3 separate regions of the Homo sapiens genome follow, and regions 1 and 3 are each linked to region 2. The links are chromatin loops, found by intact Hi-C in ENCODE. Cell type or tissue: PC-3. All regions are shown on one strand.

What was found. A loop is a pair of places that touch in the nucleus more often than their neighbours do. Peaks named below come from ENCODE experiments on the same cell type or tissue, not always from the same donor. Only the 100,000 strongest peaks of a DNase experiment are listed, where the experiment ranks them.
Region 1: a loop joins it to region 2, with 5 times the contacts of the local background. A loop is called at or near these places in 2 of 110 quality-filtered maps.
Region 3: a loop joins it to region 2, with 22 times the contacts of the local background. A loop is called at or near these places in 25 of 110 quality-filtered maps.

What each region holds. Positions count from the first base shown.
Region 1 is chr3:24,588,477-24,596,476 of GRCh38, forward strand. No RefSeq gene overlaps it. Among named protein-coding and RNA genes, the nearest start is that of THRB, 98 kb to the left of the region's middle. In PC-3, no CTCF peak of the experiment used is centred here; DNase peaks (open chromatin) are centred at 3,355, 3,785 and 7,515; H3K4me3 peaks cover 700 bases; H3K27ac peaks cover 3,919 bases.
Region 2 is chr3:24,679,017-24,687,016 of GRCh38, forward strand. No RefSeq gene overlaps it. Among named protein-coding and RNA genes, the nearest start is that of THRB, 190 kb to the left of the region's middle. RefSeq lists an enhancer at 1,562-1,856. In PC-3, CTCF peaks have their summits at 1,646 (motif pointing right), 1,847 and 4,964 (motif pointing left); DNase peaks (open chromatin) are centred at 1,655 and 4,925; H3K4me3 peaks cover 554 bases; H3K27ac peaks cover 902 bases.
Region 3 is chr3:24,181,650-24,189,649 of GRCh38, forward strand. All of the region lies in intron 5 of THRB (thyroid hormone receptor beta), which reads right to left. THRB-AS2 (THRB antisense RNA 2) reads left to right here. Exons shown (of 4, transcript NR_121667.1): 4 at 7,926-8,000. Among named protein-coding and RNA genes, the nearest start is that of THRB-AS2, 34 kb to the left of the region's middle. In PC-3, CTCF peaks have their summits at 4,447 (motif pointing right) and 4,664; a DNase peak (open chromatin) is centred at 4,452.

The sequences.
Region 1 (8,000 bases), 91 kb before region 2:
TCTCTCTTCTGGCTTGTACCCATTACAGACCCTCCTGTACCCCCATTTTCACCTGTAGTCCCTCCCTCCCCTCTAACCCAACTCTTACACTCCTACCTGTAAGCTGCCACTCATGGCAATGGTAGCCACTGCTAATTCTTGTTCTAAAAAATGAAGCTTCATGGATAAAATAACAGATGGAAAAGATAGGTACGTATCGACTTCCTGCATGCAACTCTTCCCAATTCATTAAAACTGGAGTTTCTGAGGAACATCCGGAAATCCAGACATTTCCTATGATTGTTGCAGCTAAGATAAAAGCAAGCAGAGCAAGCCTCTGATTCTATGCCCACCACCCTCTCTTTCCCTACTCCAAGATAATAAATTGTTTTAAAAGTTTGAAAGTACCATTGCTTTAGCTCTTATGATATATTACTTCTGTTATTGCTTTCTATTTATATCTCTAGTCCAACAGTTCCTGGAACTGTTGATGTGTAAAGTTTAAACCAACTGCAGCAATTCTGAACAAAACTGACAGCTCTCTCTGCATTCTCTTATTAGGAAAGTCTTTAAGGCAAAGAACTGGGTAAGAAGAGTTTATTATACATTCCTGAGCAGGTACGTACTTTGTGATCTAAATTAGTAAGAGATATTTTTCCCCATGATTTGCCCTATAAGTTATTTTTATTCCGTGATGATCATTCTTTAACCTCTTTGTTCAGTGGGCCATAGCTTTTCTCCGACTTGCATTTATTCTCTTTCTGTCATTTGATTCCCCAACTCACAGACTTTTGGACAGACCAGTGAGTTTAAAGAGTTTCCTGAATTAAGGTTCCAGGCCACCTGAATCAGCATGACATGGGGCAGTGATTAAAGAGGCAGATTCAACAGGTCACTCACAATTGACTTGATGCAGCTTTAAAGGAAAGGCAAAGTGATCCTTACATACAGATACATTTGAAAACCACAGATTTGAGTGTGCAAATATGACAAGAAAGTTTAGACTATATAAAGCTTGGAACAAAGTTTTCCTTCTCTCTCCCAGGACTGAATTCATGGCATTGACCTCATTAGCTGGCTGTAGTGACTTAAGCTAATAAACTTTTACACCGATGCTTATTCCTAGGAGTGACAAAGATTCATGCCAATCTCTTCTGCTAGAAAGTGGAAAAAAGAAAACAAAGAAAAAAATTGCTTACAAAGAGTGAAAGGCACCCATACTTTCTAATGGAAAAAATATGGCAATATGTGAGCATAACACTTTAGGGGGAAGGAGCAGGGCTCATGTTTTCATTATTTTGATGAACTTTTCCTCTGGGGGCTAATCTTTGAGCAAAGAAGTTCTAGTTTCCTAACTGAGATGATAGAAAAAAAAAAAAAACCCAAAGAGATTAATTTGCATTCTTATTGGGAGAAAAATGTTCTTGTTTTTATTTTTTATTTTTTTCTAAAATTAGTGATCATGTGTTTTTGTTGATATCTTTAGTTCAAATCTCGTGTGGTCTATGTAAATTCTCTCTCTTTTTTTCATCTGTCAAGATGTTATTAAGTAAATTCAGTCTCTTTAGAAATAATCATTGTTTCCTGGCCCTGGGTTTGGAAGGATTTCCAAAGAAGATGACAGAAGCTTGGATCAGAATCACACTTGGCATTGTTGAGACAGGATTCATTATAGGCATATAGAGTATAGCTCAGCTTCAGGAGGAGGGGGGCTTTACTTTAGAATCCCATAGTGAATATGTTTATGGATGTCAGTAAACCATTGTGAGAAAACATACATGACTCTGTTGAGTAAACAAATACATTCTTTCTGAGCAGAGAATGAGTGTGGGATCACTTCATCTATGTAAGAACAGAACAATAGTAATATCTTCTTAAGACTCTCAGTTTGCAGAGCAATGTGCAAAATACACATCTTTGATAAAGGATGTCACATTTGCTACTGATGAGAGATGGCAGCATGTGACATTTGCCCATGAAATGTTTGTATTGGTCTTTGGATATTGCAGCGTGTCCCTATATCCATTTTAAATAGAAATGTGACTGACTAAAGGATTGTGGACTCTTGCCCTCTGAATGGCTTTATAAGCTCTACTGTTTTTCTAGCCTGATAAGTTACACATTCCCTATCATATAGCTCTCTAACTGTTTATATCTCACCAATAATTTTCTAAGTCACAAGATCTGGAAATGCTTCTTTATCATTTCAATACCAGCAACATGAATGAATAATATTCTGCACAGATTTTCTGTTTATGAGTCATTGACCCAAGGAACATAAAGCAATATTTCAGTTTCTATATATTTGAATCTTTGTTTCTCTCCTCATAATTAGTGTCCATTGTGTTTCAAAAACCTATTTTAATTTATTTATTAATAGCAAACGTATTAAATGAAACCATAGAAACCTCTGGAGGAGAAGCAGTTCTGTTTCTTTTTAAAAACAAGTAATTAGCTTAACTTATTTTCCAGTCAAATAGAAAGCTTTAACAGTTAAAAATTATAATTTAGTAACTAACTTTTTTCTGCATTTAATCTCTTTGAACTGCGACCTCTTCATATAGTCAGCCAACTCTTTGAAAATAATTATTCTAATTAATTAAAGTACTTTTAAAAAAGTTTACAAATTATATACATGTCTTAAGTTTTATGCTTTATTCAGTAGATGGATTTCTGAAATGTTATGTTAAAATCTCATTTTTAAAAAGTAGTTTTCATTTCTCCATCACTGGTATAATTGAACTGGTTTGTTAGTTTTGTTTTGGCTTAAGTTTTTTAAATGTTGACTTTTAGATTTTCTGCTTCAATGTCATTGTAAACCTAACACCCAAACTTCAGCTGAATTTGATAATCTATAAACCATTGCCACTCAACATATGGTCTATGGACCAGCAGCATCTGGGAGCTTGTTAGAAATGCAGAATCTCAAGCCCCAACCCAGATCTGCTGAATCAGAAGCTACATTTTAACAAGACTTTCTAGGTGACTCTTGACATTAAATTTGAGAAGCTCTAGTCAGCCTAATACTTCCTCTTTATAATGGCATTTCCAAATTAAAGGAACTCAGTATAAATTAAGGTATCTTAAAAATGTACCATAATAACCTGAAGATAGTGAATCTTCAAGGTAGAGGAACCTGGATGGTTTACTCTTCCACTGAGCATCCTCCTGGCAGCTCAGCCAGGGCTGCAGATTGTTAAGTGCTATGGCTTTTACATGGTGAACTCCTGGCACTGTACTGGAGACATGGTTAGAATGTGTGTGGTGAGGAAGCTCACAGTCAATAAGGAGAGACTCATAGGTAAATATGTAAATATAATACACTTCACAGTAGAGATACAGAAGTAGGACAGAGGGAGTGAATAATCCTGTGGGTGGAAGGTGGGGCAGAGGACAGAATAGGAAGGTTCCCAGAGAAGATGACTCAGTTTTAAGCATTTCACCCCATGGGCAAGTTGGAGGATGTTCCAAGCAGACAGGCCTACAGACAGTGAGGCAGATAAGCATCTCTGAGGAAATTCTCATGGTTTGATTTTGCTGAACAAGAGGTATATGTAGGTGAGGGGAGCAGCGGGTAGGAGTGGACCCACGGAAGTGGTGGGAAATAAGCCTGAATAATAGACACAAATGGCCTATTGTGCGAGTGTGGCTTTTGTCAAAGGGGGCCTGGAGAATCCTAAACAGAAGGGTATGGCCAGAGTTGTGTTTTGAAAGGTCATTTTGGATGTCGTGTAGAAAATGGACTGGATTAGAGTCAGGAAGCTGAGTATGTAGGTGGCTGCAGGGGCCCAGGTGACAGATAATGACTATCTGGCATGAAGTCATGGCAGGAGGATGGACAGCTCAGAATAGAATCCAAAAATAAAGAGGAGGAATTCCTTTTGTGATCAGATGTTGATCCAAGTTGACCCTTCTGCCATCAGCCACTCCTTCAAACCTTTGAGGACAATCGTTATTTGCTGAGTCTTTGTTTATTCAGAGCAAATGTCTCCAGGTCTTTGAATTGCTGCTCATGTGACATGATGTTATATCCTCCTTCAAGTATTTCAGTGTATTTATATTCCTTATACATTGCAGTTCCAAGAGTTGAAGAGAAGGTAAGATTGGGTGGGGAAAGGGAACAAAAAAATGACCGGGTTATACACAAGCCAAGTGCACCACAACCACTGGCTCATTTAGTTTCTAGAACCCTGCAAAATGTATTATTACCTCATTTACAAATGAAAACAGTAAGGCTTTGGAGGTTAAGAGTCTCACTTTTGGATTACCAGCTACTAGTAATAAAATCTGAATTTGTACCCTGAGATGTGTGTTTCGTATGTTAAACTATCTGCCCGGCAAGGATGCTTACAGCATCTTAAACTACCACTTCGCTATGGTTTGCTGTGACAATAACAAGGACTTCTTTGGCTACCAACCTTGCCCATCTGATACATTCCCAAGAACTAGATTGTAAGTGGAGAAGACCCCTAAGCAGCCAAGTAGATGGAACAAAGTCCAAATTCTCTATTTATAAGAAGGGACATCACCTTCAGAGCTTGTTTACTTTGTTTGTACACAGTTCTCCCAAGCTTGGCCATATGTTTCTGCAACCCACAGATGATTAGAAACAGCAAATTCAGACTGAGTAGGAAGCAAGTGAGATCTAATAGCTGATAAGATGACATCAAGGGAAGAAACATAAAAATGTAAAGAGCCATATATATAAAAAGTCAGGAAGTCTTGGTAATAGTTTTGGTCACTAATATAGAGAAAGACAAATCCATCATCTCGAATAGTCCTTGAGGGCACTTTGATTATAGCAAAGATAATAGACCTTTAGAGTCAGTATAAACCATATCTCTCACCTGAAGGAGAAAGTCACAATATGACATCCTGGGCCAGAGGGGTATTATTTTTTTGTCTCTACTTAGGTCTTAGTGGAGTAAGGAATGCATCGCTCTATATGCCAATGTACATCTCTTTTGTGATTAGAAGTCATTAGCAATCACAGAAGATTTTTTTATTTTTATTTTTTATTATACTGTAAGTTCTAGGGTACATGTGCACAACGTGCAGGTTTGTTACATATGTATACATGCGCCATGTTGGTGTGCTGCACCCATTAACTTGTCATTTACATTAGGTATATCTCCTAATGCTTTCCCTCCCCCCTCCTCCCCACCTCTCCCCACTCCATGACAGGCCCCGGTGTGTAATGTTCCCCTTCCTGAATCACAGAAGATTTTTATAGTCTGCCAACCCAAATCTCTTAGAAATGTTTAGTAATGTCTGCCAATTGGCCAGTGTTTGGTGCTTTTCTATATAATAATCATCCAAATATGAGGAGACAAGAGTTACCAGTGTGGAATGGTAATCAGAAACTCCAGGATCACAGACAGTCTTCAAAGAGCATCTCCTCTTTTGGCTCCCACTTCCTTTCAAGTCTGCTCAGAGGCCTTCAGCCCCCTGCAGTGCCATGCCCAAGCCATTTCTGCTCAAACTCAGGGAAAAAGATATTCTACAGTCACTTCAAATTGTAAATACCAAAATAATACAGTTATTTAAAGTGTCCCAATCAAACATATTAATTGATTTTTCATTTTCACTGGAAGTAAGTCATCTTCCTGTTCTCCACACTCCTGCCTCCAGCCTTTGAGGATGAGAGCGTGGCAGCCTTCTCCATGCTCTCCCTTGCTTATCTTCCAACTCTATAACTGCTGCTTGCAAACACAGAGATCTCAGCAGGGGAGAGAGAAAAGTTAAGGGGGAACAGGAAAGTTCTTGCTTGACTAATACCACCTCAAACCAGTTCCTAAGTCTTAAAGTTTAATGTGCACATTAATCATGTGGAAATCTTATCACAATGAAAATTCTGAATCAGTACATATGGGATGATGTCTGAGATTCTGCATTTAGAATAAGCTCTCAGCTGCTGCAAATGGTGCTAGCTTATGGTCCATGCTTTGAGTAACAAGGATTTAGAGAGTTCCTTTTGGGTTCACTCACTATAATTCTTTTAATACAGAAAAGGCTGCTCCTTCAGTGAGTTGTCTTTCAACTCCAGCCCACAGTGTTATACATCATTGCCCCTTACTGCTGGGGACCCTCACTCTGGCAGGCCACCCCCTTGGTCAGAATACTTTTCAATATAACCTCAGATTCAGTTTCCACAGATAACACCTCTGGTCCTTGGGTTTCACTGATTTTGATCTCCATTTTGACATGAGTGCTGCTGCTTCCTAGGCAGCCATTTTTTTCTGAGCAGCCATAGAGCTCTGTAACTTTCCAAGAGATGAATCAGGCCCCAGTCCCTCTGTCCTTCAGGTGCAGAAGATGCGCATCCATCTCTCCCACCACACTGAAGAACACACACTGGGCTTGGGCTTGGGAATGAGGGGATTGAAATGGAATGTACAACTGTCTCTGAAGAGGTTTCTTCACAATTTTTCTTTCCTTATACAAAAGCTAGCTCTTTTGAATTCCTAATCTAGATGAAGGGTCATATATCCTGTAACTGGTTCTCAATATTTCATTTGAAAATTTGTTTCTTGGCGATTGCTCTCACAGCTAACTTTAGTATCTCACAAAGTACAATGTATGTTTGCTCTATTCTATAACAACCATCCTGTTTCTGCTTAATACAAATTTTGAATATTCACTATTTTCTAGAAACCTTTCTATTTGTCAATATGCTCTATGAAATGAGGGTAGCTAGAATCAGACATACTCCACATAGAATCTCTATACTCCACATAGAGACTGAGCAGCCCAGAGTTCACAGGGAGGTATGTTGCTGTCTTTTATCTGTTTGACTTCTATTAGGGCTCCTAGAAGTTGAGTGTATAAGGAAGAGAAAAAGGAAAAAAGGGAGGAGTCAGTACGTATAGACTCTTAAGCCTAAACTACCTGAAAAAATGAGATACCATTAATAGAAAACAAAAAAATTAAGATAGAGAGATTGAATACAGAGAGAGGAGTTCCGTTTTAGATATGTCGAATTTGACATGCCAGCAGGACCCTGTGTGGAAATATTCAGTAGATAGTAAGCAAACTGGAGACTGGAATATACTGGAGGTTAAACTTAAAGAGAGAGAGATTTGGGGATTATCTTCATAACGATAATATATGAAGTCTCAATAAGAGAGGATATATTCAGGTTGAGCTTGTGGGGCCTGAAGTTCAGGCCTGAAGGTGGTGAAGGTTCATCCAGATTTGAAGAGAAGGCAACATATTCTCTGGAACTCTATAGCTACTTAGGTGAACTAAAAGTATTTCTACCACTGGCCTATCATATTGTCTGAAGTTTCCATCCACTTCATTTATTAGGGTTCTCCCAAAGGCGAGGAATGCATTATGCCACCTAAGAGGGGGTCACATATTAGTTGCCTGACACATCATAAGGAACACATTTACCTGATTGATAACTCATTGCCACTCACTATAAAACTAAACCAGAATCATAGGAGAATGGGACATGGGGTTTGGATTCCCAGAAGCAATTAGAATTGAGCTCTGAATCAGTGGGGAGAAAACAGGCTTGAGTAGCCAGGGATTGAGTGAGTCACGATAGAGGAGTGTTTGCAAAACATGACAAGGAGGGTTTATTGCTTCAGGGAAATAGTGTATATTTAAAACGAGTTTAGAATTGTATTGAGTAATCCTCACCTAGCCAATGATTTTATGAAAAAATTATGTATTCTAGTTAAAATCACTTTAGGTTTACTTTTTTCCTCCCTTAAAAAAAATTGGATTCCATTATAGCATATGTTAGTCTATTATATATTTGTATATAATAAAATATGTGGTAATGGCAGTTTTACAGTAATCCATGAAGAAATGATACAATGAAGGCTTGTTTTAAAGCATATCCATAAATCTTTTTGCATTTTTCTATTTTGAAAATGTACTTTTCTACTTGAAGCTGACATCAAACATCTAAACTTCAAAATATAAATACCCATTATAAGTTTTGATTATTGTTTTAATTTCCATAAACAAAATACATGAGATAACCAGTTTATTCTAGTATTCTATTAATC
Region 2 (8,000 bases):
GTGAGCTCATTAGCTAATCACGGGGGTTGGATAAAAGGGGCAGTTTGAATTATCTAGTTGTTTATTGGAAAAAGGTAGAGCATGGTTATCTGTTTTTTAATATGAAAAATACATAAGTGTTCAGAATTTTCATGAGTAGGGAAGAACTACTGAAAATGTAACTATGGAAGGCAAATCAGATAATAGAGATGAAAAATGGGGTATGTTTATGATTTTAGAAAGATGAATAAAAACAATTTTAGGTTGAATTGGACCTAAAGGGTGCTGAAGTTCAAGCATTGAAAGTGAATTTTGTAGCAAAGCCAGAGAGAGGAAAAGCCAGCATTTAAAAAAACATACAAAGATATAGTCAGTTACTATATACAGCTGATTTCACCAAAGGAAGACTGTTTTTGGCTGTTGAAATGCAAAAAAATCACTATATGAGAAGTGAAAATAAGGATATATTACTATGCATGGGCATAATGTTTTGTTTTATATAAAACAATAGTTTATAAAATAGCTTATATTTGTAAAGATTAAGGTTGTGGTGTGGTTGAGTGAGCAAAGGTTTGAAATTAGTCATGCATGGGTTCAAATTCTGACTTTATCACTGTAGTTGTTTGCTGGGTTACTGTAACAAAGTACTGCAGAATGGGTGGCTTAAACAACAGAAATGTATTTAACAAAGTGCCACAGACTCAGTGGCTTTAACTACAGAAATTAATTTTCTCACAGTTCTGGAGGTTGGAAGTCTAAGATCAAGATGTGGGTGGGGCTGGTTCCTTCTGAGGGCTGTGAGGGAAGGCTGTGCTCCAGGCCTCTCTCCTTGGCTTGTGGAGGGTCATCTTCTCCCTGTGTCTTAGCATCATCTTCCCTCTGTATGTGTCTGTTTCCAGAGTTCCTCATCTTTTAAGGATACCAGTCATATTGGATTAGGGCCCACCTTAATGACCTCAATTTAATTACCTCCTTAAAGACCCTATTTTCAAAAATGATTACTTTCTGAGGCACTGGGCGTTCATACTTCAACATATCAATTTTTGGGGAGACAGAATTCCAGCCTATAACACTTACTTACTATGTTTTCTTGGGCAAGTCGTTTAATTCTCCTGAGATCTCTCCCTCATCGTTAATGTAGGGGTAAAATATTGTTGTAAGATGACAGGTAAGTCATCCACAACTGTGGCTGACACAGAGTAAAAACTAAAAAAAAAATCAACAAATGTTTTTGCTGTTATCATTGTGATAAAGTACAGAGTGAGTTATAGCTAGAAGCACAGAAAAGGAAATGCTCACTTTAAAATTGTATTTCTGCAGCATTGTCAGCGAGTCAAGATACCTCTCTGCATTCCAGAGAACTTGTCCTGATCCTCGCAATCAGAGCTGTCTTGGAACAGATGTCACCTCCTCTGGTCTTTCCTGACCCACCGGCTCATTCATATCTCCTACTCAGCCAAGAAAATAGGTGTCTAGCTATAGAAAATAGTCTGATTTCCTGCCCAGAAACTGTTTCGGGTGAAAAAAAGCAAATGAAAAGGAAGTAAAAGGAGAGAGTTAGAGTATATTACATTTCTTGAATACCTGCAACCTACTTTTCCAATCACTTTTAAACCAGAGTTCTTTTTACAGCTTTCAGAGCTGAGCCCGTTAGTTGAAGCTCCGCCGAGAGAAGCCAGCAGAGGGCAGCAAAGGGCAGTTGGGCCTGCCGCACCGCTGATTCCCAGGTCTAGGGGCCATGTTACTTAGCAGGGAAGCTTCCCTCTACACCAGTAGTTCTCATTTTGCTGCATGTCAGAACCTCCAGAAGAGCTTTAAAAATCTCCTGATGTCCATGTTTCAGTCCAAAGCAATTAAATCAGAATAGAAGGAGGTAGAGGTTATATGGAGGGGCTATTGGGGCATGTCTCAGTCCATTAGAAGCCCAAAGAAACTTGGGATTTGGGGAAGGACTTGGATGAAGATAAATAAAGGGCAGCCAGGCTCTTTATTCAGATTATATCCACCATCCTAGAGAAGAGGGCCTGACATTTTTAAATCGTGACCGAACTGGAAGAGATTTGTAGTACTTTGAAGGTTGCCCTTCAAACGCATTGGAATCGTTGGCATTGCTAAGTGAGGTGATATTCAACAGGGCTATTTGATGAGATATGACAGATGCAAAACGAAAGTAGATTAATTTAGTAAGAGTATAAAAGAAAACGAATGTCACCCATCAAACAGGCAAAGGCAGGAGGTGAAAAGGAGCAGGAGAAAGACCTACCCAGGAGCCCTATGCGAGAGGCCACGCCCATCCTGCCCACTGATTGGGCCGAGGCACACCTTTGGTGTATAGCTGGCTCTCAGGCAGGAGGAAGGTTATCTGAAGAAGGTTCAAAGAAGTGTTTATGTGGCTGGAAGTCTAAAAAGAAATGAAGTGATAGAGGTTTACAAAGATGTTTGTGGAAGGAGAATTTACAGATTGTAGATGATGGAGAAAGAAGAAATTCTGACTCCACTCGCTACACCTTCAGCTCTTGAGAAAACTGAGTATGGACTGGGTGAGTTGAACATATAGTATATGAAGAAAGATAATTTTGACAATTGAATCTGTTTGTTTGAAGTGTGACTGTTAAACCTGAGCGAGTGGTTTGAGATGGAGGTGTTAAGACTCTGCTTGTCAACTCTATGAAGAAAATTAAATGTTGTACTGTGACCCAAATTATATTGGACATTTTCAAGCCCTGTTGTCCTAGAATTATTTTTTTTAAATAGTCAATTATGAAATCTTGAGAGTTGACAGAATATAGATGTGTCTCTTTAGTGGTTTTCAAAAGGTACTGTGTGTCAGAAAGTCTGTTAGAAGACAAATAGCTGGGCCTCCAGAATTTCTGATTCAGTGGGGCTTGAGAATGTGGGTTTTTCTAGGTTCCCGAATGATGCCAATGTTGCTAGTCTGGGGACTAATCTTTGAGAACCGTGGCTTTAAGAAAAACATTCTTATTTTTGAAAGAGGCGAATTAATGACTGTGGAGGCGCATGAAGAATGTATACCTCTGTGCTTGGCTAAGTGATTTCAGCTTTGTTCATTGGAATCATCTGGGTAGCATTACAACTACCAGTGCCCAACTTCCACTCCCAGAGTCTGTTGTAACTGAGTCGGCAAGTGGCCTGGGTATCAGGATTTTAAAATCTGTGAGCGACTCAAATATGCAGCCAGGGTTAGGAACTATTAGCTAGCTAGCCAACATTCTGGTTCTTGTTGGTCTTTTCTTATGTCTCAGGATAGCCTCAGGAGTTAGGAAATCAAGATGATGAATAATCTCAGCTGACATTCGTTGAAAGCTTTTTATGGGTCAGCACAGTTTGAAGCACTTCATGTGGATTAGCTCATTTAAACTTCAGTGAGAGATGTATTATCTATTACCGCTACAGGCACAGTGTCTATGGTCTATGGCTCAAAAACAAGGTATGAGAGACTTGGCGAAAACATGAAAGGAGGCCAGGCGCGGTGGCTCATGCCTGTAAATCCCAGCACTCTGGGAGACCGAGGTGGGTGGATCACCTGAGGTCTGGACTTCAAGACCAGCTGACCAACATGGTGAAACCCCATCTCTACTAAAAAAAAATATATATATATATATGTACAAAAAATTAGCCGGGCATGGTGGTGCATGCTAATCCCAGCTACTTGGGAGGCTGAGGTAGGGGAATGGCCTGAACCCGGGAGATGAAAGTTGCAGTGAGCCAAGATTGCGCCGTTGCACTCCAGCCTGGGCAAAAAGAGCAAAACTCCATCTCAAAAAAAAAAAAAAAGATAAAAAAATATGAAAGGAAAACCGCAAAATTGAAATTAATATTAATCAATTTTACAACAAAATGATAAAATCCTCAAATATTTTAAAAACAATTGCCTATATTTAATAAGGAACATATGTCCTTTTGAAAATGTGCTTACTATTTTGTAAGGTAAGACTATCAAAGTGATTATGAAAGTTTTATTGCCCTGTTCACAATAATTTTACTTAATAGAAATTATTGTTAACCCCACTTTGTAGATGAGAAAATTGAAGCACAGAGGATTTAAGTAATTTGCTTTAAGCCATACAGCTAAGTAAGGGATAAAGAAAGAATTCAAACTTTGAAATTCTGACTTTGTGAGTCAAAGTCAAGTCATATCATATCATAATGTAATGCATTCCTCATAGACACATACGCAGACACACACATGCCTTTTCAAAAAAGTTGCCTAGGGAAATTATAAAGGAATTGCAATTTGGGGCTGTTGTAAATACTTTCAGAGAATCTGTAGATCACTAAGCTCTTTGACCTGCAGTTCAACAGCGCAGGGCCACTGAACGCAGCTACTCAGGAGGTTCAAGGCATAACTGGCCGCTGCTGTGTTTGCAAAGATTGTATGACAATGGCACCGTGGAGTTGGGCAATGTGGCAGCTCTATATCAAGGCCATTAACTCTGAAATCTTAGATAGTAGTACAGATCTTGTTAAATATTGCCTAAAAGGAAGAAAAAGTTAGAAAAGTATTCAGAGGACGCCCCTTTTTTTAAAAAAAATTATAAGGTCTTGAGTATTATGCAGTAGTTGATGTACTCAATTAAAAAAAAAAAAGAATCTGCCACCCAGAGAGCTTAGGTCATGTGACTTGCTCCCAATCTTGCTCCCAGTTAATGGCAGGACCAAGACTACAAGGCCGATCCTGGAGGCCCCTGGGACTCATAGGTGTGATGCCTACCGGCATTTTCCATGGCTGAATTTCAGTTAAGAGATGCATCAAGTTTCCACTACAGAGGTTTTTGCAAAATGTCCTGAAATCCTGACTTAATTTCAGAGACTTTATATGTCCTCACAATAGCTGGAGAGGAGGAAATATTAAGCTGACGGCTTAGCAGGCAAATATTTATTTTAAAAAATGTCACCCCCTGGCACGCAAACTGAGCATCTTGTTGCGCTTGGAATTCTTTTTCCTCTCCTGCCATCTGGTGGTACTTCTGAGCCACATTTTCATTCAATTGTGCCAGATCTCAATAGTCATTTCTACAAAATTTGTTTAGCTTTCAAGGTCTTTACTGCTCAGATCATTATCACATTCTTAGGAAACTTGTTATTTTTTATTTAATATTCAGGACAAAACAAAGGTTTATGATTCTTTTTATATACCAGAGTATTTCATTTCTGTTAAATGTTTGTTTCTAAAATTTGTAGTATGTGACATTGTTAAAAACATGACCGTGAATATATATTAATTTACATTTTATATTTAATGGGAAACCAAGATGTAATTTTATTAAATTGGATATTTACTTAGAATCATTGGTTGCTGTGGTATCAGGTATTGAAAGAAAAAAATGCTATTTAAAAAATTTCCTTTTGAAATGACCACTTGACTGTGGCTATTGTTGCTGATTTTCTTGTATCATCAAGTATTTGCTCACATTACACTTGTAATTGATAGAAATCAGTTTCATTATCACTGCTAACAATCATTTCTTAGATCCATTTCTAGGATGATCCTCAACTTTTCTGCCCATCCACTAGTCATGGTGATTTTCTACAAAACTCCAGCTCTATAGCTTCTCTACAGAAGTAAGCCTGGCAAGCACTGGCCCACTCCTTCAGTTGCCACCTTCTCTGTAACCTGATCTATGGGACCTCTGCCTTAGGGATCTGACTTTGACGGGAGATGGGGGGTTGGGTGGATGATCTCACTTTCTTTTTAATCTCCAGTCTCGCAAATGTTTTCCTGTAGAACCCAGGTCAATTCTACTGTTTTAGTGTGTTTTCTGCTGCTATAACAGAGTACCTGTGACTGGGTAATTTATAAAGAACTGAGGTTTCTGACAATGCTGGAGGCTGGCAAGTTCAAGGTCAAGGAGCCCACACCTGTGAGGGCTCTCATGCTGCGTTATCCTACGGCAGAAGGCGAAAGAGAAACAGACCATGCAAGAGGAGGGAAGAGGCCCAAACTTGTCCTTTTATCAGGAGACCACTCCCGCTGTAGCTAACCTACTCCCACCATAACAGCATTACTTCATTAAGAAGGGCTTTGCCCTCTTAAGGATCTCACCTCTTAACATTGCTGCATTGCAGATTAAGTTTCCAACAAATGAGTTTGGGTGGGTACATTCAAACCATAGCACCTACCCATCTGTGAAGAAAAAGTCTGTTATATAAAAATCAAACACAAAATTATAAATAATGAATAAAAGGCTGAAAGAGACTCCAAATAATCATAGCCACATCTTCAAGTCAAAGTAACAGTTTAAAAAATGGAGAACAGAAAAATAAAATGCAGGCTTCGGAAGAGTTAACTGAATATTTTTATTTATCCAAAGTCAACATGTAATTAGTGTTTATTCTCAACACACAGTGGTAACCAGTACACAAAAGATGACTGAACAGGATTTGTTGATTAAAGGATACAATGAATAAATGCTTCAAAATTAGTTTGAAAAGTGTTAGTTGAAAAAAAAATTTAATATTCAAATTGTTAGTCAAAAATTCATTGAAATGCTTGAAAATGATTAGTCTGCTAAAAGGTAACAACATAATTTGTTGATTAAAGAGCAAATAAATACTAAATGCTTGCAAATTATTAGTTTTACCTTATAGGTACTACTTTTACCTATTGTGAATTTCCAGCTCACTTTCCCAGTCCTATTTGTATGATACTTATGTATGGGATAAACAAAACAAAGCATCCTGAAGTCTTTCTTGAAATTGGATTAATTAATTGCTACCAGTGTGCTCCTTGTGTTAATATACAATGTATTTTTGTAATGTCCTATTCCAAAGTTTTTAGCATCTTAACCTAAAGATGTTTCTTTATCCTGAGAGTCAGGTTACTGTTTTCTTGTTGTAATATGTTTGTATAACTAGAAAACACTGAAAAACTTTCTACTATATGAGAATCAGTTAAGGACAGAGAAAGGTCTTGATTTACCCAAGATAAGCGCTAGGAAAAGAGATGAAGTCCCAGGTTTCTGGCCTGTATATGCAGTGCACTGCCCTGCACAATTGTAAAGAAATTCCAGGCATAATGAACAATGTACATTTCATCATTTACATGAAAATAAAGTCAATACTCTAGAATAATACTTCAAAAATTGGTCAGTTTTCCCATGCAGTCCCTTGAATGGGGACATTTTGCTGTGATTAATAAATTGGGTCAGTAATAAACAGCATTAGCAGGTTAGGAAGACAGCCAAACACTAGTCAACATGAATTTTCCTCTATGAGGTTGTCTTAGTCCGCTCTGGCTGTTATAACAAAATGCCACAGACTCAGTGGCTTATAAACAACAGAAATTGATTTCTCACAGTTCTGGAGGTTGGGAAGAAGTCCAAGATGAAGATGTTGGCAGACTTGGAGACTGGTGAGGGCCCACTTCTTGGGTCATAGATGACCGTCTTTTCACTGTGTCCTCACGTGGCACACAAGGCAAGGGACCTCTCTCCAGCCTACTTTATAAGAGCACTAGCCCCATTCTGAGGACTCTGCACTCATGACCTAATTACTTCCCAAAGTCCCCATCTCCTCATACCATCATCTTGGAAGTTATGATTGCAGCATATGAATTAAGGGGACATAAACATTCAATCTATAGCAGAGGGTGATTTGATGTCTTTGTCTACACACTGCTAGATTCAGAAATCTCCAGCTAACTACCTGATTAATTCCCAAGGCATTGCAGCTCCTGGATTGTGTGGAGGTCTTCAGGCTGGGGCATAGGTTGGGTGGATCATCCTGGAGCCACAGGACAGGGAGCATGCAGGACTCCAGGAGCCCAGAGTGGCCAGCGGCCCTGCAGATAATTGGTATTGTACATATGGTATTTTTATGTATTTTTAGTTTTGCTTTCTACAATTGCCTTTTCATCTTGTGGCCAGAACAATTTTAAGTAAGAATTTTCCACGTTTCTAGGCTGTGGAGTGAGATCAGGGACAGTGTGATGCTGTGACTCACTCCTTCCCCAAAACTTACTGTGGTTTTGGTTTCCACAAGTGGTTTTGCTACCACATTCA
Region 3 (8,000 bases), 500 kb before region 2:
AATGAAGTGAGTGCTGCTCACAACCTGACAAGCTGCACAGTATTACTTGTTACTTGGCAGTCCTGCTCCTTATTATTATTCTTTTCCTTCTCTCTTATCCCTTGCTATCCTTACCCTGTTCATGGCCTCCTTCTAGTCCCATTCTTTCCATTGTCTTTATTGGACCCTGCCAAGAGTAAAAGGAATCTTATCCAATTCATCCATTTGGAGAAGCTAATGACTTGATAAGATATTCAGCCAGTAAGTTTGCGTTTTGAAAGACCACAGTGGGGCCAGGTGCGGTGGCTCGTGCCTGTAATCCCAGCACTTTGGGAGGCCAAGGTGGGCGGATCACGAGTTCAGGAGATCGAGACCATCCTGGCTAACACAGTGAAACCCCATCTCTACTAAAAATACAAAAAGTTAGCCGGGCGTGGTGGCGGGCGCCTGTAGTCCCAGATACTCGGGAGGCTGAGGCAGGAGAATGGCGTGAACCCGGGAGGTGGAGCTTGCAGTGAGCCGAGATTGCGCCACTGCACTCCAGCCTGGGCGACAGAGTGAGACTCCGTTTCAAAAACAAAACAAAACAAAAAAACAAACAAAAAAAAGAAAGACCACAATGGAAGGGCAATGATAGAATTATAAGCATTCAGGGCAACTTGTAGGAGATGTCCTGGGGAAGGGAAAGACTGAATTCCAGTGATCACCTACGATGTCTTTGTAAGGCTGACCCTCCCAATAATACCTTTCCAACTTCAGTGCTAGGTACATTAGCAATCCACTTGTATCTGATTTTGTCTGAAAACTACCTGATGGAAGAGTCAAGGGATTTGGCTATTACATCTGTTCTGCCTGCGTCCGTAATATTCCTGGCTTTAGAAACTTCAATCCTGCCAGCCACAATATAGTGATTATTCTGACGTGGGCATTCTGCATTCCTAATGTCCAATGTGGTTCTCATAGTCTTTCTGGCTCATTGTAAGAAAAATAACTCCCATCTATTGAGCACTCACTGTGTCCCATGAGATCATTTAAGAGCTTGTTTCTTTCCACAATTCTGTGAAAGAGGGTCCACATTTTACAGACGAGAAAACTGAGGCTCAAACAAAGTGACTTGCCCAAGTTTCAATGGCTGGTAAATGGCAGCACCAGAATATGACCTCGGACTGTATAAGTAGATACGTGCTGACCTCTACTGCTCCCATCACAGCAAGTCTGACCACCCTGCATCTTTACCTGACAGTAGAGCAGTATTTCCTCTGCAGTTTCAAATTCTTTCCTTTGGGTCTGGAATGTTCTTACCCTTTAAAGTCATAGGGGATTATAACTGTAGAGAGCTCTGACCCTGGGGCCAGATTGCCTGAGTTAGAATTCCAGTTCAGCTACTTCATTTTCCCCTTGATTTCTTATTTAAAGTTTTAAATTTTAAAAGAGTCTGAGAAAAAAAATACTTTGGTTGTTGCTATGGACTTTTTTTTCAACTGTTTATGCCTCTACTAGAGCTGTGCACATGATGTTTTGTTTGGCGTCCCTTCATTTATTTTTATATAGTTCAATGTATTTCAAGGTCAGAAAGGGTGGCAAAAACTGGAGGAGGTGGGCACAAGGCTAAGAGGTGTGTTTATATTCTAAGAACAGTTATCATTGTTTAGTCTCTCCTAAGTGTCAGGCACTATGTTGGGGGCTTTATACATATTATCTTTCATCTTTTTTCTTTTCTTCTTTTTCTTTTTTCTTTTCTTTTTTTTTTTTTTTTGAGACAGAGTCTCACTCTGTCGCCCAGGCTGGAGTGCAATGGCGCTATCTTGGCTCACTGCAACCTCTGCCTCCTGGGTTCCAAGCGCTTCTCCTGCCTCGGCCTCCTGAGTAGCTGGGATTACAGGCACACGCCACCATCCCCAGCTAATTTTTTTTTGTATTTTTTGTAGAGACAGGGTTTCATCATGTTGGCCAGGCTGGTCTTGAAACTCCTGACCTCAAGTGATCCACCTGCCTCGGCCTCCCAAAGTGTTGGGATTACAGGTGTGAGCGACGGCGCCTGGCCTTTCATCTTTTTTTTTTTTTTTTTTAAATTAAATCCTTCATTGAAATATCTTTCATCTTTACAACAAATCTGAAAGCTAGATATTATTCCTCTGTTTAAAACTAAATGGACTGAGGGTTACAGAGGTTAAAAAATTTTCCCTGAGCTGATGATTTAAAGAGCAAGAAATAAACTGAAGCCTAACTGTAAAGCATATGATAATAACATTAAACAAATTTATGCACATCATTATTCATTAATACATTCATTAATATTTATTAATACGTTCTTGTAAAGATTTTTGAATGTGGTTGCATATGGAGTTAATCCTTCTTATTCCGCCCTTTTCTAAGGTATCTACTGAAACAAGTTTGATGTATATCTGGGAACTTTTTTCTGTGCACATTTGTAAACACACAATTATATAGACTTTTAACGTTATAAATGGGATTACACTATTCTTAATGCATGCTTACTTTCAATAAGTATTCCTAAAATCACTTCTTTTAAAAAAGCCTGTTTTTAATTTTTCTGGTGAATGCTTTGGATGTACCACAATTTATTGGAACATTCCCCAGTGGACAGACATTTAGATCGCTTCCAGTTTATCAGTAACAAAAAACAAAGATGCAAAGAACATGTTTGAACAGACTTGTGCCCTGTGTAAGTATTTCCCTGGGACAGAGTATGATGAGAGGTATGGTTGGGTACGTCTGCATCCTTTGGCGTGACAGACACTGTTCAGTTGGCCTTGGAAAGCGTGGGGTGGTCCATCCTCTGCTCTGTGTGCATCTCAACGAAAACTGAAGTTAGATGAACCAGGGCCTTGAATTTCTGATATCTACCTCCCTTTGACATTGCTGTTTCCAGTTTTTTGTTTTTTCTTCCCTCCAATCTCGTGAGTAGCTTTTCTCCCCCTTGGCTTTCTATTTCTGTCTGCCCCAGTATACGTATGGGGTACTCGTCCCTGCCTTTGAAGTATCAAATCACACAGCTATCTGACATATGCCCACAGTGGGGAGAGAGCCATCGTTCTCATGTTGATTGCTAAGGTTCCCAGAGTGCCCTTGAGGTATAAGAATCACTGGCACTCTCAGTTGGGACTGCAGATCCTGATGTATGATGAGTGGGGCAGAGTAGAGAGCAGAGATGGATGGAGCAGATGGTAGTACTGGCGGAAGGGCACAAGCTTTTTAATCCTCCACCTTTTAAAATACTCATTCACCTGGAGATGCCCTTGTATTTTACTTAAGGACAAAGATAGCAATCATCTGCTGAAAATGTGAATGTCTAACATGAAGGATTATAATGCACACAATGACTTGCATTTATGTCTCCAACTTTTAAGACACTTTGTTATTTTGGTAAATGAGAATGGCACATCATTTGAAATTGTCATCACTGATTTGATTCATTTTTTTTGTCTTTATGAAGAGCATGAATTAATAGTTTTCCCCTTTGCTGACATAAGATATTGTTTAAAAAATTACTTTAACTTGTCTAAATCTTGAGGACTGGTTTAATAAAGTATGATACATCTATAAAGAAGAATAATCTATAGCCAATGAAAGTCAGGACTCAGAATATTTAATGACATGGGAAAATGTTCATGATATATTGCTAGGCATTAAAAGCTGGTTAAAATGGTATGCCTAGTATGATCCCAGGTTTATAAAAAATACACATGCACAGAGAAAAGACTGAAATGTAATAAGAATGTGCAGTGCTTACCCTTGGGGAATAGAACTTCAACTGATTTTAAAACATTATTTGCAATTTTAAAAATTTGTAGAAATTTTTTTTCTACCATGAACATATATAGGCTTTTATAATGAGAGGAAGTAACTTGTTCTTAAAATTATTTTAACTGATTCCCTCTTGCCTTCCTGGGTATCTGAGAATCAGTTTTAAAAATATTAAGCACAGAGACATTTCTGTGAGATCACTGATGGCTGCTCTCCTTTTTCTGAGTCCACCAGGGAGGTGGGTGAGTCCCTGCCTTGTTTCTCCCCTTGGGTTTCACTGTTTCAGGGAGGTCCCTGATTGACATAAAAGTGTAAAGGCCTGACTGCCTGGGTTCAGCAGGGCTGGTTAGGTCCAGCTCCAGGGATCCATGCATCCGTCTAGAGCCCATCCTTGTGGGACTGGGGAGACCCTGTGGTTCCCAGAGAGAAGTACAGTAGGGCATGAGAGGGTAGAGGGGTGAAGCCTTGTAAGACTTCAGGGGAGGATCAGGGCCCCAGTCAAACAGTGTGGGGTTCTCAGAAGGGCTCAAGTCCCAGGGTGATCTGTTATTAGGCAGTGACTAAGCAGACCTTCCAGCTGGCAATTGAGATAAGCTAGGCCCAAAGACAGGCCCAACCAAGAATGGAGGGACTCAAGTGGCTCCCCACGTGCAGTCAGGGAAGGGAAGAAAAATGCACATTTCCTAAGTGCCCACCAGGTGGCAGACCCTTTCCTGTGCAACGAGTTGAAGAGTATTTTCAAGCTCGTCATGATACCCAGGTATTAAGAATCTGCACTGGGCTGGCAAGAACATAGAAGGCTGGGCCCCTCTCTAGAGATTCACTAGTCTGGGTGGGGCCTGAGAATCTTATTTCTACCAAGCTCCAGGTTCTCCTAGTGCCACTGATTGGTACTACCACACTTTCAGTAGCACTGGATATATCGTCTCAGACTGGGAAGGGAGGAGGAGGACAAGGAGTAGGATGTGGTCCTTATGGCTGAGCAATTGGTTCAAATTGTGATTAAAGTGCCAAGGAAGTGTGGCATGGAAAGAGCGGGTGTGGGTGGGTGGGGTGAGTTGCAGAAGGGAATGGGTCACTTGCTCCTGGTTAAAATAGCCTCTGATACTCCAGCAGATTCAACAGAGATCTGTTGTGAGATCTGCAACAGAATGTAAGGGCTCTTCCATAGCTCTCATTCTAATTAAATGTGTTACCAATTAATTCACTTAGGATGCTTACAGCAGACAGAAGCATAGGTATATGCAGGTTAAAATAAAAGCAGTAAGGCCGGGTGCAGTGGCTCATGCCTGTAATCTCACCACTTTGGGAGGCTGAGGTGGGTGGATCACCTGAGCTCAGGAGTTTGAGACCTGCCTGGCCAACATGGCGAAATCCTGTCTCTACTAAAAATACAAAAATTAGCTGGGCATGTGGTGCATGCTTGTAATCCCAGCTACTCAGGAGGCTGAGGCAGGAGAATTGCTTGAACCTGGGAGGTAGAGGTTGCAGTGAGCCGAGATTGCGCCACTGCACTCCATCCTGGGCAACAGAGCAAGACTCCATTTCAAAAAAAAAAAAAAAAAAAAAAAGCAGTATTCAGAACAAAATGAAAAACAAAACCTTAGATAGCTACCCAAAACCCTAAAGAAACAATATTTAGAGTACTATCAACTATTTGAAGTGAAAGACTATTTTAAAAATCTGGTCCATTATGGAGCAATACATGGTTCTACTGCACAGGACTTTTACATAGTTCAAACCACATGTGACTGACCAGGCAAGTTTGACAATCCCCAACTAACTGTCTATATCCTGTTCAGTGAAATGAATTCACTGATCATGCATTTGGATGCCAGTGGCAATGTCAAACTGCTATAAAAGTTCCTAAAGCTTACTCTCAGTTTCTGTATTTGCATCAATAGAAATGGTAATAACCACTTTGCAGAAGAGTGCCAGTCCCCAAACCACGCTTAGAAGTGCACTGGTCTAGCCTGGCTAGATGACTGATCTGGCAGATGGGCTCACTGCACAGCTTCAAGGAAGTCAATTTGTTCTTTGGATCCTGTTGTGCAGAATTAACTTTTGTATCCTCAGGACTATTTTGTTCGTATCATTTCTACATGGGGTCCTTGGAATAGGGCTAGTTGGATGTCCTTTTGGCCCTGCTGCCATTTTCTTATGCTTGGACATCAAGGGCAATATCCTGTATACAGTAGGCACTCAATAAACACCGATGAGTGAATGCATAGATTACTAGCCCAAGACTGAGATGTCAAGCATTCTTGTGGGATACACAGCCATCTAGGAAATAAATGCCCAACATGGATGAACATCAAAATATAACTCTCTTCATAGTAACTATATAGAGCTGACAAGCAGAGCAGATGGAGAACCAACTCTATAAGGAAAGACTGTATAATCTTGTTGCTGTCCTGGACTCACTGCTGCCTCACTCAACACATGTGCCCATTTTGAATGAATGGTATTTATAAGTTTCTTGGACCAAGATGACACAGGTTTCCTGGTGGCATTTTTATGCTGAACCAAGGCATTGCCTCATGCCTATGTCAAGGTGGACCCTGGTGGTTACTCTGGAAAACATGGGAGAGTTATTTTAGCTGTTTTCCTGTTAATATTAGGATCTTGAGGAAGGACTTTAATAATTTAATTATATTTTCTCATTACATCTCTGACTTTCAGTGAAAAAGAGTTGAATGAATGCAAAATAAATTATCAACTCTAACGTCCCTGAAGCCTCATGTCCTACCCCACATCTATCTGAAATTCTCCTCTTGCTTCATTTCTTACCAGGCTCACAGCATAGTTCAAAGTATTTATATGACTTAATAATGCATACCTAATAATAAGGATCACAATAATAATGACAGTTGCTATTCAGAGAGCACTATAAGTCAGGTACTTTGCTAAATGCTTAAATACATCATCTTATTTAATTGTATTAACAATCTTATAAGTTTGCTCAAGGACAGAAAGTAGAAAGGCTAGGATTCTAGCTCAAATAGATCAGTCTCAAATATTTGTGGTCTTAACCACTCTACTAAGCATCTTGTATTCAAACAGAGACTGTTTCCTTTTGCTTTTAAGATGCATAGATTTATTTTAAATGATTGATAGAGACATAGATGGACTCTATGAATGAATAAATGAATGAATATTGGTATCAATTGTGAGTGAATCAAATTGGGTTTATGACATTATTAGATCACAAGGATGCTAGAGTTTTCTGTTGGCGTTTCACCGTAAACTGACATGGTTTTAGTGCCAGCCCATACAATGTTGAGATACAATCTGGCCACATACGCTAAGAGTAAATCTCAATTGTATTGCAAACAAATGTATTTTGCGCACGCACACACGTGCACACACACACACACATACGTCCTACATCCTGACTCCTTTGAAAAACTTTATTTTGCTTTTTTTTCTATATAGCCCTTTCAATTTCTCAGATCTCCTCAAATATATATATATATATATATATATATGAGAGAAAGAGAGTCCAAATACAAACCTTTCCAAAGGGACATGTATAGTTTTGACTGCACTCAAATCAGAGCTCAGAACACTATTTCACTATTACTTTTGAATAACTCTATTTCCAACTGAAACACTCAATTTCCCAGGTAAACTGGTAATTCCCAGGAGCTTTCAAAGCATTTTCAGAAAACCTAAAAGACCAGTTCTTTTATATGAAGGATAAATATAATCATGTGTATATGTTCAAAGTAGAGCAGCTGTGTAAGTCCTTCATGCCTTGTAAATGGGAGTCTTTGCAAACTTTATTATGTTTTGGTATATGATTGTGAGATTTTCAAAACACAATTTAAAACTTTACCATGAGTCACAATCCTCAAAGAAAAACTAAATAGACCCCCCCTTTTCTTTTAAAAAAGAAAAACCACTAAACTGAAAAAGAATGGGAAATTAAATGAACTTAGACATTTAAAGATGCAAATTGATCTCTTGGACATTGAAAGACACAAATTGATTTAAGAAGCAAAGATTTTGGGGAGCCCTAAGACAATAAAGCGATCAGCACAAAGACATCTGTCAGGGTGGAGGCGACCTGAGGTAAAGAACAGTTAAATCTAATGCAATCAGGAACTTAGGCCAGTTTAATGTTTTTTTTGCCTTATGAGCTGACAACCTCCTAACACCATAATCTCTCCTTTCAGGATGATGACACAAGGATTTAATGAGTAGAAGACAACAACTTAAAACCTCTCATTTGAGCATGAATTGTCTAGGTT